2 separate regions of the Mus musculus genome follow, and region 1 is linked to region 2. The links are chromatin loops, found by intact Hi-C in ENCODE. Cell type or tissue: gastrocnemius. All regions are shown on one strand. Links, peaks and the distances in the headings refer to the core of each region. The heading gives the core; the rest is flanking DNA. Region 1 overlaps Brd2 (bromodomain containing 2). Region 2 holds the start of Mir6975 (microRNA 6975).

Region 1 (8,318 bases), core at 319-8,318, 1.1 Mb before region 2:
AGGGACCATTACTGTGAATAGGTCATTTAGGGAGGGGCATACTGTGTTGACTTTTAGCTATTTTTTTATTCTCTTGCCTTTAATTTCCTCCATTATTAAATATGCACATCAAATCTTTTTTCTGCAACTAGCTTCTATTTTTCCTCCTCCTCTTCCTCCTCTTCTTTTTCCTCCTCCTCCTCCTCTTCCTCAACTCTTCCTCCTTTTTTGTTTTTGTTTTTGTTTTTTTTTTTTAAAGACAGGATTTGTGTAGCTTTGGCTGTCCTGGAATTAGCTGGCCTTAAATCTACAGAGATCTATCTGCCAGGTTCGGCCTCTCTAGTGCTGGGACCAAAGGTGTGTGCCACCACTGCCCAGGCTAACTTCTTTTCTATGTTTGAGATTTATATGGTCAATTCCAATTAACAAAATCATCAGGACTAACAAAAGACAATAGCAAAGGCAAAATGTTCCCAAAATGTTACTAGGACCTCATAACTCAGTCTAAAAGAATTCCCCCTCCGTCCAGCTTGTCCTACAGCTGAGCTGAAACCAACAGTAGGGGTCTCCCCTTACCCGTGCTTGTAGAACAACCACATTCCGTTTGTGCCTCCCCACTTCTTAACAGTTCTTTAGCTAAATTCCTTTGATTGGGCTTTGTGAAACATTCCAGCACTACACAATAATAGTTGGCAGATTCTATATTTAAAAGGGTTGGGGGCCAGCAGGATGGCGCACACAGGTAAAGACTCCGACCCAGCTGCCAAGTCTGGTATCCTTATATCTCTGACCCACATGTGGAGAAACTGATTCCTGCAAGTTGTCTTCAACCTCCACAATCACCACGACACACATATGTATGTAATCTTAAATTTAAAAAATGTAGACAGACCGTATCTCTAGCTGCTCTAGCCCCCAAAAGCCCCGCCCCTACCCTGAATCTGGGTGGTGGTGTTGGGGGGCAGCTCATCTGAAGTATTTGCCTGTATCGCCAGGGCATCCCCAGAAAGTTCCGATACAGAGTATAACTTTGAAATCAGACTCATCCTGGCTCATCCACTGAGGTTAACTGTAGAAAGCCCCTGCCCTCCATTTACCTAGCTGCTCTCAGAAGCAATATCTGTCTTCATTCTTTCCGGCCCTGAGTTTTCTCTCAGACACTCAGCTGAAGACGCTGGGGAAACCACAGTTGGGTTCTGGGGTGCTGAGAGAGCACGTGCTGAGTTAGCCCAAGAGGCAGGCTATCAGCAGATTTGTGACTAAGGTCACTTGGTGAAAACAGGTCCAGGGCAAAAAAAAAAAAAAAAAAGTACAGAGAACACAGAAGCTTAGAAAGTTCTCAGGTCGTGATCAGACACCAGGGACTTGCGGGATAGGCAGGGAGTTAGTCACAGGTGCAACCAGAAACTGGAACCACAGACGCTGGGCAGCATTACTCTTTCTCACATCAGGAATGAATGTGGGACTGAGCAGCACACGCGTGGTTTTCACTTGCACTTGGCACGTGTGATTCTACTACACTTACACTTGGCACATGTGTGATCCTCCCCTTGTATTTGGCACACTCATGTGATCCTCCACTTGCTCTTGGCACACACATATGATCCTACACTTATACTTGGCACACATGTATGATCCTACACTGTGCTTGGCACACTCATGTACTCCTACACTTGGCACACACTTGTGATCCTCCACTTGCACTTGGCACACATGTATGATACTACACTTACATTTGGCACACATGTGTGATCCTATACTGTGCTTGACACACATGTGTGATCCTATACTGTGCTTGGCACACACATGTACTCCTACACTTGGCACACATGTGTGATCCTCCACTTGCACTTGGCACACGTGTGATCCTCCACTTGCACTTGGCACACATGTGTGATCCTATACTTGCACTTGGGAAATAAGAGCAGGATGACCCAGGGATCTGAGGCCATCCTAAGCTACAGGACTCCCTGAGAACCCAGCCTGCCACAGGAGGACTTGTACTGTGGGTACCATAGATTACCATCATTTGCCTACTGCAATGGTAAGGATGTAGTGTGTGCTGTTTCAGCTCTTATTCCTGTATGGCTATATCTTAAGTGAAAGCAAATAAGCAAATTCTAAAACCTTGAAAATATATGAAATATTTTTTTTTCAAACAAGAGGAACGAGGCTGTCTTCAGTTTAGTTAGTATCAATGGCGGATGAGAAACTAGAACTACACTGGCCAAGGAAATGACGATGCTTGCAGGAATCCTCACCACAATTCACCTCTTCAGGAAAAGCCACGGGCTGGAGAGATGGCTCAGAGGTTAAGAACACCGACTGCTCTTCCAGAGGTCCTGAGTTCAATTCCCAGCAACCACATGGTGGCTCACAACTATCTGTAGTGAGATCTGATGCCATCTTCTGGTGTGTCTGAAGACAGCCACAGCTATAGTGTACTCATATAAATAAAATAAATAAATCTTAAAAAAAAAAAAAAAGGAAAGGCCAGTCAGTTCTAGGACTGACATTGCAGGAAAGAAAGTATTTCATAAATGAGCAGTGCTTCCTCATAGCCATTGATTCTGAGGTGGGGGAGCTGCAGCTAATAACAGCATTTCATTCCGGCTCATAAGACAGGAAGATCAGGACAAACTTGGGGCCAGCTTTGTGTACACAGAGACCCTGTTATAAAGAACAGGGCTTGGCAACTCCCCTCCCCCCCAAATACTACCCAAAAGTTCATGCTGTTCGAGGCTAAATAGATCCTTTTCTTTTCCAACCTCAACTCAAATGCTAGTTCATCTGACAGTATTCGACATTCTCACTTGGCAAATAGGAATACTTCTGTATTTGCATGACAGAGAAACAAAAGCACTTAAGAGTCTGTAGTCTGGTGTCTAACAAGAAAAGGTTGGGGCTGGTGAGATGGCTCAGTGGGTAAGAGCACCCGACTGCTCTTCCGAAGGTCAGGAGTTCAAATCCCAGCAACCACATGGTGGCTCACAACCATCTGTAACGAGATCTGACTCCCTCTTCTGGAGTGTCTGAGGACAGCTACAGTGTACTTACATATAATAAATAAATAAATAAATAAATCTTTAAAAAAAAAAAAAAAAAAAAAAAAGAAAAGGTTGGGAGTTATCTTGACCATGTTAAAGTTACAGGCTTAGTACCCCAGAAAGGGAAGACTTTAAAAAGGCAAGCAGAAATGAGACGAGGAGGATGGGCCCTGAAACGTGGTGGCTAGCTGGACAACTTAGGCCGGCAAGGCCTAACTGACCGGGGAACAAGAGAGGAAACAAGCCAGGGTCACTAGGCTGAAGCTTGCATGATAAATCCCGACCTCTAGGATTAACAGCTGACTGTAGAGGTGCACATGTGTGTAAGCACAGGGAAATGCTTATTACACGGATGACTCGCCAGGTTAGGGATGTACCTCAGTGATACCTGGCACCAAGGGGCATGTTTGGAAAGCAGGTCTTTGTGGACATGTTGAGTGTTAGCAGCCCTATGAACACTACCATCAGGCAGTTGGACTGTAAGGTCTATAGACAGACTGGATAGTTGCTCAGAGAGTTATCAAGGTGTAACAAGGGATATCTTCCTCGAAGCGGAGGCTCTCTCCAGCAAGGGCTCAGGTAACAAGAGACAAGGCCTAAGACCTTATCTATGATCCTCCACAGTACAAGAGTGAAGGCTCCTGTTAAAACATGGAAGAGACCCCACAGACGAAATGAATGAAGATTTAAGTGGAAGTCACAGGCATGACCAACAGATGGCACCAAAAATCCCAGTCTCAGGTAAGTTCCTCAGTGTGTGCCAGCGCAGCGAGCGGCCCCTCAGTCAGACCAGCTTTCTACTGCTGGGAAAGCTGTTTTATCTACAAAATCCCTGTTCTAATGCAGTGAAATCAACCTCCACCTGCTGCTTCAACCTCAGTAGCTGCAGCTATACACAGACAGCGGTCTCCTCGCCCACTTTCCGAGCATAGCAGTAAGTAAGCCCTTGTAAGCCCAGTATAGAGGGTATAGATTCTGGAGCCAGGCTGCCTTGTCAAATCCTATACCTCCGTTGACTATGCTGACTTGGGGCAAACTGCTTAGCTAGCTCTTGAGCCTCCCTCCCCCTCTAGCACCCCTCCCTCCAGTCTACTGAGAGGTTATTACAATACACACCTTGTCTAAGGTTACCATGACAACCAAATTGTTTCTGGCACTGTGCTTGGCACACACTAATTGTTCCTTGTGAACTATCAGGAGATGCCTGCTTTATAGAGCTGCCACTGGCCATGTGGGTGAGCACTCATCTTCCATTTTTTTCCTGCTTTAGCTTGACTTTACTCAAGCCATTTCTTCTACCATTTCTAGCCCCCTCTTTTCTGATCACAGAAAGCTGTCTTACTCCAGCCACATCTTGTGTCTAACTAACGTGCTGTCTTGTGTACACAGAGAATAGGCTGGCAGTGCTAGAGACCCACACCATGGCCTCCTAGGCACTTATCCTTCAAGCCAACCTGCTCTTTGGTCCCGCTAAACCAGTAGTTCTAACCAGCTCTGGCACTTGTCCTGGGAGTTTTTCCATCTAAACCATGAGGGCTGGACTGGGATGTAAGAGACAGCAGGCACCAGCTCCTTCCCAGTGCCAGGCTGATCCCAGAAAGGCAGCGGCTGTGGAAGGCAGAACTCCAAACCAGCACAGAAGGAAATACCCGGCATTCCACCATCAACCCTGGCCTCCTTACCAAAGAGCATTAGAAACCCAGACGAGCCGGGCGGTGGCAGTGAACGCCTTTCATCCCAGCACTTGGGAGGCAGAGGCCAGCCTGGTCTACGGAGTGAGTTCCAGGATAGTCACAGATAGAGAAACCCTGTCTCGAAAAAACAACAAAAAACCCAAAAACACCCAGATGAAGTCCAGACACTTAGAGAATGCCTAAGAAGAGAAGGTAGGACCTTTGACCAGATGGGGAAGGAGGACGCTGTTTGGGAGATAAACTGACCAGAAATTCCTGGGAGTGCAGCACATGTTTGGGGACCTTTTTCAGTTCCAGAGAGGTTGACCCAGGCCTTCCTTCTCTTAAACTGCTTTAAGGTTGTTCTTAAGGTGTCCTAAGTTATGCTGGAAGCCAACCTAGCTATTAGTCTGAGCAGAGCAGGTATTAAGCTACTTCTAGTCTCCCCAAATTACTTTTTCTAAAAAATTACTTTATGTATAAGTACACTGTGCTGTCTTCAAACACACAAGAGGGCATCAGATCTCACTAGATAGTTGTGAGCCACCATGTGGTTACTGGGAATTGAACTCAGGACCTCTGTTAAGGTCAGTGCTATTAACTGCAGAGCCATCTCTCCAGTCTCTCACCCTCCCACCTCCTTTTTTTTTCCCCCAAGACAGGGTTTCTCTGCATAGCCCTGGCACTCACTTTGTAGACCAGGCTGGCCTCCAACTCAAATCTGTGCTGGGATTAAAGGCCTGCACCACCACTCCCAGCCTTTTTTTCCCCCCCAATTACTTTTAAACCTTATAAAAATTTCCTCAAATTTCAATTGAAATCCCTACTCCATTCCATTTGCCTTTAAGTTAAATTCCTGTCACAATCCCAGGGAAATTCCTCCCACTTTTAAAGACCTCTGAATTCACCTTCTTAGGTCTAGGCTTAGCTGGCTTTCCTTCCTGTAGAGGTTAACTGCTGTTTTTCACCACCTTCACCAGTCCTATCACTCTTACTCTCCACTTGCAGGTATATATTGACTCACTTGTGGCAGAATGAACTGTCACTATTTTGGACACTCCTCAGCCTCTGCTCCCATTTCCTTTGGTACACTAAACTAAAGCCTCACTTTGAAGAGCTGTGCATCACACAGCTCCTGAATGAAGACTTGGAACTTAAGACAGAGTGGAGTGCCTTATAACCTGGTTGAACTCAAACTAAGCTATCCCCTTACCTGTTTGGTCACTGATAGGTACTTAGTACCAGTCCTTGTCTAGCACTCTAGGCTTCAATTCTTAGCACTCTTAAAAGACAGACCTAGGGGCCAACTGGGGGATATAGCTAATGATGATGTGATACCCAGCACCGAATCAAGCAGAACAATCGCCACCCACCCCAGCACCAATAATACTCAACCATTTCTTCTGAGCCACTTTGAACACAGAAACAAATCTCACTAAGAAAACTAACTCAAAACTTCAATAATATTTTCTTTATTTACATGTTAGACTCAAGAAAGAAAAGACAGTCTTGGGGCCAACTGGAGAGGTGACTAAAATCCCCAGGCCCCAAATGGAGTGGAAGTAAAAGGGAAAAGTAGAAAAAAAAAGTCAATGTAAAAAACAAAAAGAGCTCCCTCTTCTTCCCTCCCCATGGAAGCTGGAGGGAGGACCACGGCTACACACCCCCAGCCTTACCACATAGCTTAAATAAATTAAAACCTCAAAACAGGGCCCTTAGAAGTGAACAGGACAGCTACAGCTCAGGGGGCTTTATGCCAGGCCTATCCCCACTCCCACCCATACCCTTGCCCCACCCCCATCATCCTCAACAGGGACACCACACCCAAGAGGGCTAGGAATTCAATCGTATTTTGTCCATGTCCCTGCCTTCCTCCCCACTGCAGAGCCAGCTCTCCTATGGAGGGGTGAGATGAAGAAGCGTCACAGCAAGGGAAAGTGGGGAAGGGTGGTTCAGGGGTCCGGTCCTGCGGAGCCTTCCTGCCCCATCTGGCCTGGCCCCTTAGCCCGAGTCTGAATCGCTGGTGTCTGAAGAAGAGGAAGATGACGACGAGGAGCTGGAATCTGAGCTGGAACTAGAAGCACTGAGACGGGACACTGCCACTTGCTGTGCAGATGACTCTGTCTTCTCACTCGCTGTAAAGTTAAAGGTAGAAGATGTGACATTTTCATTTGTCAGGTAGTCACAAGGGCTAGTTGCTAGCTAGCCAATCCTCTGTTCAAGTCCCAGCATTCAACTTAAGGAGAGAAAGAGTGAATATAACGTTTAGCAGTCTGAAATACCTTTCTTGGGAGGCTTTTTGGTGGAGTTGAGCTGTCCACTGACATCCTGCAACCGCTTCTCTAGCTCCCGCTTCTTCTCCAAAGCCAGTTCCTCCTTTGTTTTTCCCACAGGTTTCCTAATAGCTGGAGGGGGAAAGTCAGGACTCACTCTATTGCCAAGTCTTCCCCCAGAGTCGCCAACTTCCATTCCTGAAGCAGCCCAGTCATCCTGGATGCTGCTTGCCACAAACACACACACACCAGACCCCCACATCTTGCTGTCCTCACAAGTACTACTGTGGAGCAGTGTTGACTGATGGACATCAATCATCTGATACTCACTGTAGGGCTTCCGGGGTTTCTTTCGAAGGCAGGATAAAACATATCGCTCAAGCTCTCTAAGTGTGGACGGCTTGAGTGTTTCAAAATCAATCTCAATTTCTTCTGGATTTGAATCACGTAGAGAGGGTTCCCTGGCTTGGATGATATGTACTACTCGACCCAGCTTTTCCCCAGGTAACTTATTGATATCCAGGCTTAACTGTCTCTTCTCATCATAACTCATGGGCCTGCTTTCTTCCTCCTCCTCAGAATCATAGCCAGTGGGAAGGACAGGTGGAGCTGTCTTTTGAGACTTTTTAGGTAGCCTACGGGTAATAAGAAATTGTCAGTAATGAGTTTACACCATGCAAGCTGGCTTGTACAATACTGTAAGACACAGTCTTAAATCCTTACTTGTTGCTACTTCCTCCGGAAGTCCCAAAGCCAGGATGGCTGAGTGTAGTAGCATTGCTACCCCCACCACCTGCTTTCTTAGATTTCTTGGGCTGAGGTGGGCGAGGTGCCCTAGGCCCCTTATCATCTTCATCGATCCCAATTCGGCCACGATGTTTCTCTGCCTTCCGTTTCTTCTTTTTTTCCTTTTTCTCTCTCTTCCGCTTGGGCTTAGATATTGGGCCCTGGGACAGGGCAGCCAGTTGTTCATGAACTGCCCGAAGCTATACAGGAAAAAGGTGAAATTGTTGATCCCAATTGTTTCTTGGTCTTAACTTAGTCCAAGTTCTTACCCAATTACAGAGCACAACACAATGATCTACCTGCTCCTGCAGCTCTGCTAGGCGATGAGCCCTTTCCTCCTCAGAGTCTGAGCTTTCACTCTCCTCCTCGTCCTCATCTTCTTCCTCCTCCTCCTCTTCCTCAGAGGAACTCTCACTGCTACTTTCCTCACTGGAGGACTCTGAAGAGGATTTGGTCAACCCAGGAGGCAAGGCAGTAGAGACTGGTAGAGGTCCTGGTTCCAGTGGCTCATCTGGCATCTTGGCATAGCGAAACTCAAACACATCCTAAAAAAGACAGGG
Region 2 (8,326 bases), core at 216-8,215:
CGGGGCCCGTCCAGCCCTTTGACCCCGCTTTCGCTGCCTTATTTGGAGCTCTCTGTGAATGGCTGCCTCTGTGCGTGGCCGATGGTGTCGCGCACTTCTGGGGAAGCTTTTCCGAGAGCACTGCAAGGCGTTCCTTTCTAAGGCCACCCGGCTCACACTCTTAATCCTGCATCGTTCTCAGCTGTGACCTTAATTCCTTAGTGCGACTTTTAAAATTAACTTTGGCAGCGCTGAGCCGAACCTTGCGGCCTCTCGCGTTACTAAGCAAGCACTGCCATTGAACTGCACACACCCATCTTTTTCAAAACAAAAAAATTTTTTTTTTCTTGAAATGGAGCCATTCATACACTTCCCACCCTCCGCCCCGCACCACCCTCCTTCCTGCTTCTGTTCCCCGGTCCAGGTGTGCGCCGCTGGGACGGCCACTCGGGGGTTTCTGAGCAAGAGAATAGCGGCAGCCACATGATGTTTGCATTTGGGAAGTGAGCGCTCTGCGCAGTGCTGACCCTTATCTATCACCCTTGACTGATGGCTGACGTTGGGGATCACCACCGTGAGGTGGCAGGAGAAAGCGCAGTCTCTGTCTTCCCTTGTCCTTTGTGTCTCAACCCTCGTGTGAGTCGTTAGTCACGCTCATTTTACTGCGGTCTCCCAGTTGGCTCCTGCCTGTCGAAGTGTGTGTTACAAAGTCTGGTTAGCGGTGGAGCCCACTCTGTCTCTCCCGTCTGGTGTTCCCGTTTCTTATGTCATGAGTCTCTTTGTTAACTCTTCTTTCGGGACAAAGGTTTCACAGTTTAGGGAAGAATAGGACGGGTGTAGGGATCGACGAGAAGTGACGAGTCCATTCGTGACTGATGAGTTTTTCCGGTTTTTTTGTTGTCCCCTCTCCCAGCTCTTCTGTCGGAAACTGGTGTCTTTCCCCTTGCTGTTCTTCAACCCCTCTCTTTGGCCCTTGCTTCCTCACCTGCTCTGGGACACCTAACTCAAGAGACCTCCCTTCTCCCCCTGCCGGCCCAATTATGGCAGAGAACGATGTGGACAATGAGCTCTTGGACTACGAAGACGACGAGGTGGAGACAGCCGCTGGGGCAGATGGGACCGAGGCTCCCGCCAAGAAAGACGTCAAGGGCTCCTACGTCTCCATCCACAGCTCCGGCTTCCGAGATTTTCTACTCAAGCCAGAGCTGCTCCGGGCCATCGTTGACTGTGGCTTTGAGCATCCATCAGAGGGTACATTTTATTGTTGGGTGTAGAGACCTTATTTAGCACCTCTGGTGCAAGAAAAGGGAGGTTCAAGTCTAGGGTCATAGGATTTGAATTTATTTGGGATAGGCCAAGCTCTGAGAATGTACCCAAGACGGCAGCTGTAGAAGAGGCTTTTGTTCTCCGTTAAACAGAGGGCTGCCATTTGTTCTGTGCCTGGCTTTTTTGCTTGGTTTTTGTCTTTCTGACTGTTCGGACTCCCAGAGAGGGCCTGGTTGGACCTTTAGTTCCCTTCTTTTGGGCCAGGCCAAGTGTCGTTTCCGGAAACCTTAACGATCAGGATGCTGGCTTCTGTGGCTTCTGGGTCAGGTACCAAGTCCTTCATTTTGTTCAAGGTTGCAGGGTTACATGACCCAAAAGCACAGCAACCTATGTAGGAGAAATGGCCTGTGGCAGTCGAATTCATAGATTGTTGCGGTGTAAGAAAAGTAAGTTTAGCCAGGAACGTGGAAGGTGAGCTGTTGGTAGCTTCACGAGGGTTCTTTCTTAGCGGAACTGGGGAGCTGGGGTAGGAGGGTTTGACTTGAGTGTAAGAGTGATGAGGGTCAGGGAAAGGATGGGGTCTGAAAGGTGACAAGGTGACATATGATGAGTCGGCTGGGGAGAAAGGGGTTTGGCACGGTGCAAAAATGTCTCTCCTTTCTCCTCCTAGTCCAGCATGAGTGCATCCCGCAGGCCATTCTGGGGATGGATGTCCTGTGCCAGGCCAAGTCAGGCATGGGAAAAACAGCAGTGTTTGTCCTGGCCACACTGCAGCAGCTGGAGCCCGTTACTGGGCAGGTATGTTGGGGGCAGTGCTGGAGAGGGTGTGGAGATTGAATCACCAGGAGGCCGTTTCTGGCTCCATGTGTTCTCAGCTGGTGTCCTCTGCAGTTCAAGGGGAATGTTCGCCAACATCACTGACAAGTTGCTGGATGCTCTTGTGACGAGGGGCTGACTTTACTGTGTCTGTCTCCATTTGCTCCCTCAAAGGTGTCTGTGCTGGTGATGTGTCACACTAGGGAGCTGGCTTTTCAGATCAGCAAGGAATATGAGCGCTTCTCTAAGTACATGCCGAATGTCAAGGTAAGGGGGGAAAGAAACCTGGGACAGGAGGCTGTGGGGAGACAGGCACTGGGAGGGAGGTTGGCTGTCCTCGGGCATCCCTGTGCTGTCAGTGGTGTGGTCACATGAGAGACTTCAGTTAGTGCCACACCCTTCTGTGGCTGCCCTTCCAGGTTCCATACTGTGAATACACCTGTGTGTTCCTGAGAGTTCGTAGCTTTAGGTGATACCACCGCAACACTTTGTGGTTAGTTGGTTTTGGTATTGCAGATTCCATTCCAGAGCCTTGAGCTACTATGTGTGGGACTGAGCCACCCCTGGGTCCTTTGTTTTTATGTTCACGACTGTCTCTTAACCACCACGTTGTCCTGGTAGGCCTTGAACTCACCTTAGTCTAGAGATAGGAGGCCTTGAACCTGAGGCTCCTGCCACAGGTTCCTGAGTAGTTGGGGCAGGCCTTTGCCACCTGGCTTGGCCAGAGCCTCTGTTCTGTTCTCCTGAATTGCTTGGTAGATTGTTTGAGAGTTGGGTTGTATGTGGCAAGAGGAAGCTAGATGCTCTTAAAACAGCCCTGGTGTGGACTTTAACTCTAGAGTGGTTAAAGCTTTCCGGGGGTCATAACAAGTGGCCTGTGTCCTCTGTGAAGGAACGTGGTGTGGCCTCACAGTTGGCATCCTTTGGAACTTTTGAGATTATATATTTCCATGCTTGGGTGAGTGGCCTGCTGGGTTTGAAAGGCCTTGTAAGCTGGCCCTGTGAGTAGAGAGATGTGTGCAGACTTCCTATTCTGGTTAGGGTGGGGAAAGAGCAGCTTGGATCAGTCTGGGCTGACCTTTGAGTCAAATCCACCTTCCTCTGCCTCTACTGGGATTAAAGGCGAGCATCTCCACAACCGCCCAGCATGACAGATTTAAAAGGGGGAATTCTAGAAGAAGAAAAGGAAAGGCAGTATGTGCAAAATGCTAAAGGAGGCCAGAGATCTTGTGATCTCTGAGGTTTCCATTGCTCGGCATAACCAAGCATTAGACATTGTTTTCCTAACCTGTCTGTGTGCAAGCTTACTGGCCTCTGAAACATTTTAGCGTATTTATATATCTTTTTCCTAGGATTTTGAAAATAGTTTGTAATCTGGAGGCATTGTCTATGTCTGTGTGCCTGTGCCTCTGGCTGTATGTCATTATACCTTGCCAAAAAACTAATAGACTTTCAGTTCCTTGGCTGACCGGTCCCTTGTGGTGGATTTAATAGTTGGGAACTGAAGCTGGATCAGTGGCTCATTCCTGTATTCCCATGGCCTGGGAGGTTGAGGTGGGCGTTTGCTGGAGTTGAAGGCTGCCCGGGGCTAAGGTCTCAAAACAAAGAGGGAGGGTGGCAAAGCTGCAGTCCTTCTCTGCAGGACCCACAGCACCCTTGTGCTACTCAAAATGCTCTGAGAGTTGGGATCAAGTCTGAGGTTGGGTTTGGTGTAGGAGCCTGCAGATTAGCTGGTTAGGTCCCCCCCCCCATCATAAAATCAGAATCATCTGTACTTCTCCTTGGCTGTGCAGCACAGTGTCCTCTAGGGGGCTGTCTAGTCCCTCCCTTAGTTTTAGCTCGCTTTTCCCTCAGTATTTGTAACTATGTCTGAAAGCTTAACTGATACCAGTAAACCATCGTGAACAGGAGTGGAGTGCTCCTGTGTGCATGTGTTAGCCATTGTGGTTCAGGATTGAGAAGAGGAAGAGGTTTACTGTAGAGTAAGCGTCCTGGTTATTTCTTTCCCCTTGAAATTGGACAAGTCCACGTGTCACAGCTCACACATCCAGCACTCACCTGGTGTCACAGCTCACACACTCACCTAGTGGGTTGCACATGGTGTGACTTTTATCTCAGGCACCGAGGAAGCAAAGGCTCCAGGCCAGGGAGACTGTCTGACAGTTCAGTTAGGAAAGCTTGCTTGTGGTTTGATCGTTGGGTGGCGCCTCACACTTGCTGGTGGCTTCTTGCTTTCTTCATCTGTGTAAGGAAGCTGTGACTTTGGAGTCACACGTGCCTCGTTGTGTAGATCAGCTAGGGCTGTGCAGAGCGATCCTGTCGTGGAGTTTGAGTGGAGGCGGAGAAGCTGAGTGTTCATCCCTTCCTCCATCCCCCTTGGCCCCCTGGTGCTGAGGGGGTCGCTTTGTTTCTTATGGGAGGCACAGGAGCCACTGCAGGCCTGAAAGCTAAGAGTTGGTTTACAGTCAACCACAGAATGGACACACTGGTATTGGCAAGATGGCCCACTGCCTTTAATCTGTACTTGGTGCCAGACAGGCTGATCTACAAAGTGAGTTCTAGGCCAACCAGGGCTATACAGTGAGGCCTCTCAAACCAAAGGGATGGGGGAGAATTCTGGGAGACTGGAACATTGTCCTTTCTCGTGGTTGACAGGTGGCAGTGTTTTTTGGCGGTCTGTCTATCAAGAAGGACGAAGAGGTGCTGAAGAAGAACTGCCCACACATCGTCGTGGGGACTCCTGGCCGAATTCTAGCCCTGGCTCGAAATAAGAGCCTGAACCTCAAACACATTAAACACTTTATTTTGGACGAGTGTGACAAGATGCTTGAACAGCTCGGTGAGTGGCGGTGCCCAGGCCGCAGCTCAGGTGGTTTGGGGAGCAGCCCTTTGAGCCAAATGATGTATGTTTGACATAGGAGCACTTGTGTGCAAGGACGACCCTTATCTATCACCCATGACTGATGGCTCTGGGCCTCCTTCTCTTCCCCTGGTGCTGTACAGTGATGCGGTGTGCTCAGCCCTGCGCTCCTTCCTGTAGCAGGGAACTGAATGTGCTGACGCTACAAGTCCTCACCACCACCCTCTCCTTAGGGATGGACCATGTACTGGGTGTTACACAAGAGCAGCAGGTGCCTGCCCTTGTATCCCAGTATAGCATGCGTGATAAGGATGAAATTTCATTAAGAGTTTCTTTGGGGAGTGCTAGAGAAATGGCTCGTTAGTTAAGAGCACTTGGCTGCTCTTGCAGAAGACCTCGTTTCATTCCCAGCATCCATATGAAAGCATATAACCACTATACATAGCTCCGGTTTCCAGGGGTGCCTGAAACCCTCCTTTGGCTTTTTTGAGCACTAGGTGCATTCGTGTTGCTTAGATGTACATGGAATGAATATAAATAATAACATAACGGAGCTCCGGGTGCTAGTTTTGGCACATGCCTTTAATCCAAGCACTTCAAGAGTCTAAGGCAGGCGAGTCTCTGAGTTGGAGGCCCATCTGGTCTAGAGTCAGTTCAAGGATATCCAGGACTACACAGAGAAATTCTTGAAAAAAAGGCTTAACCTGCCTTTAATCCCAAGGGCTACATATCGAGCTCTTATCTTTAAAAGAGGTGGGGGAGAGAATTGATTCTGTTGAGTTGGGAGAGTAGAAAAGAGTGTAGCTCTAGAGAAAAGTCTTTACAAATGGCCTTTGACTGTCTCAAGATGGCACTCTGGTGGCATTAGATCGGCTGTATATGTCTCATGGAACAGGGTATGTGAGGCGAGAGGTGAAGGTGGAAGGCACAGTGGACTGGTGTAGAGATTAAGTTCTGAGATGGGCGTAGGGAGAGCAGCAGGAAAGGGCCTTCAGCGGTATTTTCTTGGAGACTGTATGTATGTATGTATGTATAGGTCTTCTTGTGTAGAACTAGTTGGACTGGAAATTATGTTAGAAACCAGGCTGGCCTCAAACTCAGATTTGCTTACCTCTACCTCCTGAGTTCTGGGATTACAAATGTAAGTTGTTTTTTTTTTTTTTTTTTGAGTCAGGGTTTCTCTGTATAGCCCTGACTGTCCTGGAACTCACTTTGTAGACCAGGCTGGCCTCGAACTCAGAAATCCGCCTGCCCCTGCCTCCCGAGTGCTGGGATCAAAGGCGTGCACCACCATGCCCGGCAAGTTTATTATTTTTAAGTGTGTATGTGTGCATGCATGCTTGTGCCCATAGAGGACAGAGGAGTGAACCGCCCTGGAGCTAAGTTACAGGCAATCGTGGGAACTGGGAAGCTAATGTGGATCTCTGTAAGAGCAGCAAGTGCCCGTGGCTGCTGGACCGTTGTCCAGCCTCATACTCCATATTTAAGGGCTTCTGTCCCCTGAGCCTCTCGTGAACTTTTTCCCCACTTTGTAGATTCGGTCATATTTCTTGTCAAAACAAGAGTGGAACTTGACCCCAAGTCTTTTTCTAAGCACATTCTTTATTCCATGCTGTTACTAGTATACACAGCTCCTGGGCCTCCTAAGTGCTGGGATTACAGGCATGTGCCACGAAGCCTGACTCGTTCCTGAGATCATGGAACCGCCACATCTCTGCAGTGGCTCCCCTCAGAGTTTCATTGGCCTCACCAGACTTATGTCACAGACTCACTTCTTCTGTGTGTGTGTGGTTTTTTTCTCCCCTGCAGACATGCGTCGGGATGTCCAGGAAATTTTTCGCATGACCCCCCATGAGAAGCAGGTCATGATGTTCAGTGCTACCTTGAGCAAAGAGATCCGCCCAGTCTGCCGCAAGTTCATGCAAGATGTAAATACCCTTCTACCTTCTCTCCCTCCACTCCCCGCCCGCTGCCTTCTCCCCCTCCTCGCCCTCTTCCTCCAGACTCCCTTGTCCTTCAAGCACCAAGAAGGGAGCTTGTGCCCGTCTGGGAGCAACAACTCCTTGAAGAAAAACACAGAGGCAGAGACAGTTAGCGATAGGGTCTGCGCGTGCCAGGGAAACTCCGGAAGACTTGGTCGGGTTAACGTGAGAGCGGGTAGTGTTTGACATTTTTTAATCACGACATTTTGAACCTCTTCTCCCTTTGGGGGTAGGGCAAAATTTTGTGCCCTACCACCCTCCCATCGTCTCCTACACACCCCCTTCAGCCACGCAGCCTCCGGGTGGCACGGAGCTTTCAGCTGGAGCCTCTGCTCACCGAAACTCTACATGTCAGTGGCAGGAGAGCGAGAGAGGGACAGTCAGGTGCAGGGCCTGTCCAGAAGAAGAACAAACAAACAGCACCATGAATCGGCCCTTCCCAACCTCCAGGAGCGGGGGCCTTTGGCACCTCAGCCCCCAGTCCCCTCCTCCTCCCCACCCATACCTCCTTGCGCCCATCGGAGCCTTGGTTGATGTGAGCTGGCAGCAGAGAAGCACTGAGGCACGACGGCAGAAGGCAGACCTGCGAGCAGCGGATGGCAGCCGCGGAGGCCACGGGAGCCTGACCAGATGCTGAGGACCAATCCAGCCTCTTTTTCTGTTCCCGGTTTTTTCCTGAAACTAATGTGCTGTACCCCATTTTCCCCATACTTGTTGGGGGAGGAAGTGTCCTGAGTGGGGTGGTGGATTTTTTTTTCTCTCATTTTTTTTAAGTTGAGGGTTATGGGAACTGTCGAATGGGAAGCTGTACTGACAAGCGACCACGTGGGTGTCAGAGCTGAGACTGAGCAGTGGGTCCTTCCACCCCTCCTGGGCCCTTCCCTTGAGAAGATGATGGCTTTCTCTTGGGCTGGGCTTGGGGCAGAATTAGGCAGCTGTGGGACTTATTTGAGGAGCCTGTCTTCCGGAAGAGGTTTCTGTGACCCTGCCTTGGTCCCTGGCTCTGTGTGGAGAGTGGGAAGTCCAGCCTGGGGTTAACTGTCGCAGTGTTTGCTCCTTCCTTCCCTTCAAGGGTTAGGGGTGGGGACGCTTATTTTTTATGAAATGTAAGGTGATTTCCTTTCCATTGCCTTTCCACTTTTGATGCTAAAAGATTGATTTATTAGAACTGAAGAGAAAAACAGTGCAGCCAAGCAATAAATCTCACGGCTGCTGCCAGGAAGGAGATGGAGAAAGGAAGAGAAGCCATGCCCTTTAGTTAGGAGTTAGTTAGAAAGCAGGCAGGCTCAGTGATGGAGGTGTGAGGGCATCTGAGGGGTTGGGGACTCAGGGTCAGGTCAGGAGGAGCTGCTTAGGGTATTGCCTGATACCAGGAGAGCTGAGAAGAGGGCAGGCTGTGCTGAGTTAGGGCTCAGAGAGGTGA

What was found. Peaks named below come from ENCODE experiments on the same cell type or tissue, not always from the same donor. Only the 100,000 strongest peaks of a DNase experiment are listed, where the experiment ranks them.
Region 1: it touches region 2 in a loop (2.9-fold over the local background); 3 of 42 quality-filtered maps call a loop at or near these places.

Annotation. Positions count from the first base shown.
Region 1 is chr17:34,105,875-34,114,192 of GRCm38, forward strand. Brd2 (bromodomain containing 2) reads right to left here. Exons shown (of 13, transcript NM_001204973.1): 9 at 8,058-8,303; 10 at 7,696-7,958; 11 at 7,303-7,607; 12 at 6,982-7,104; 13 at 6,145-6,834. The coding sequence ends at 6,701. Among named protein-coding and RNA genes, the nearest start is that of Brd2, 13 kb to the right of the region's middle. In gastrocnemius, for the core only: a CTCF peak has its summit at 3,742 (motif pointing right); a DNase peak (open chromatin) is centred at 3,796; H3K27ac peaks cover 753 bases.
Region 2 is chr17:35,242,221-35,250,546 of GRCm38, forward strand. Ddx39b (DEAD box helicase 39b) reads left to right here. Exons shown (of 11, transcript NM_019693.3): 2 at 893-1,230; 3 at 1,916-2,043; 4 at 2,236-2,328; 5 at 4,717-4,900; 6 at 6,731-6,849. The coding sequence starts at 1,020. It overlaps Mir6975 (microRNA 6975), which reads left to right and starts at 1,855; the gene lies at 1,855-1,915. Gm25128 (a small nucleolar RNA gene) reads left to right here and starts at 4,955; the gene lies at 4,955-5,030. LOC115488830 (a small nucleolar RNA gene) reads left to right here and starts at 458; the gene lies at 458-534. In gastrocnemius, for the core only: a CTCF peak has its summit at 3,879 (motif pointing right); DNase peaks (open chromatin) are centred at 512 and 1,075; H3K4me3 peaks cover 2,814 bases; H3K27ac peaks cover 3,233 bases.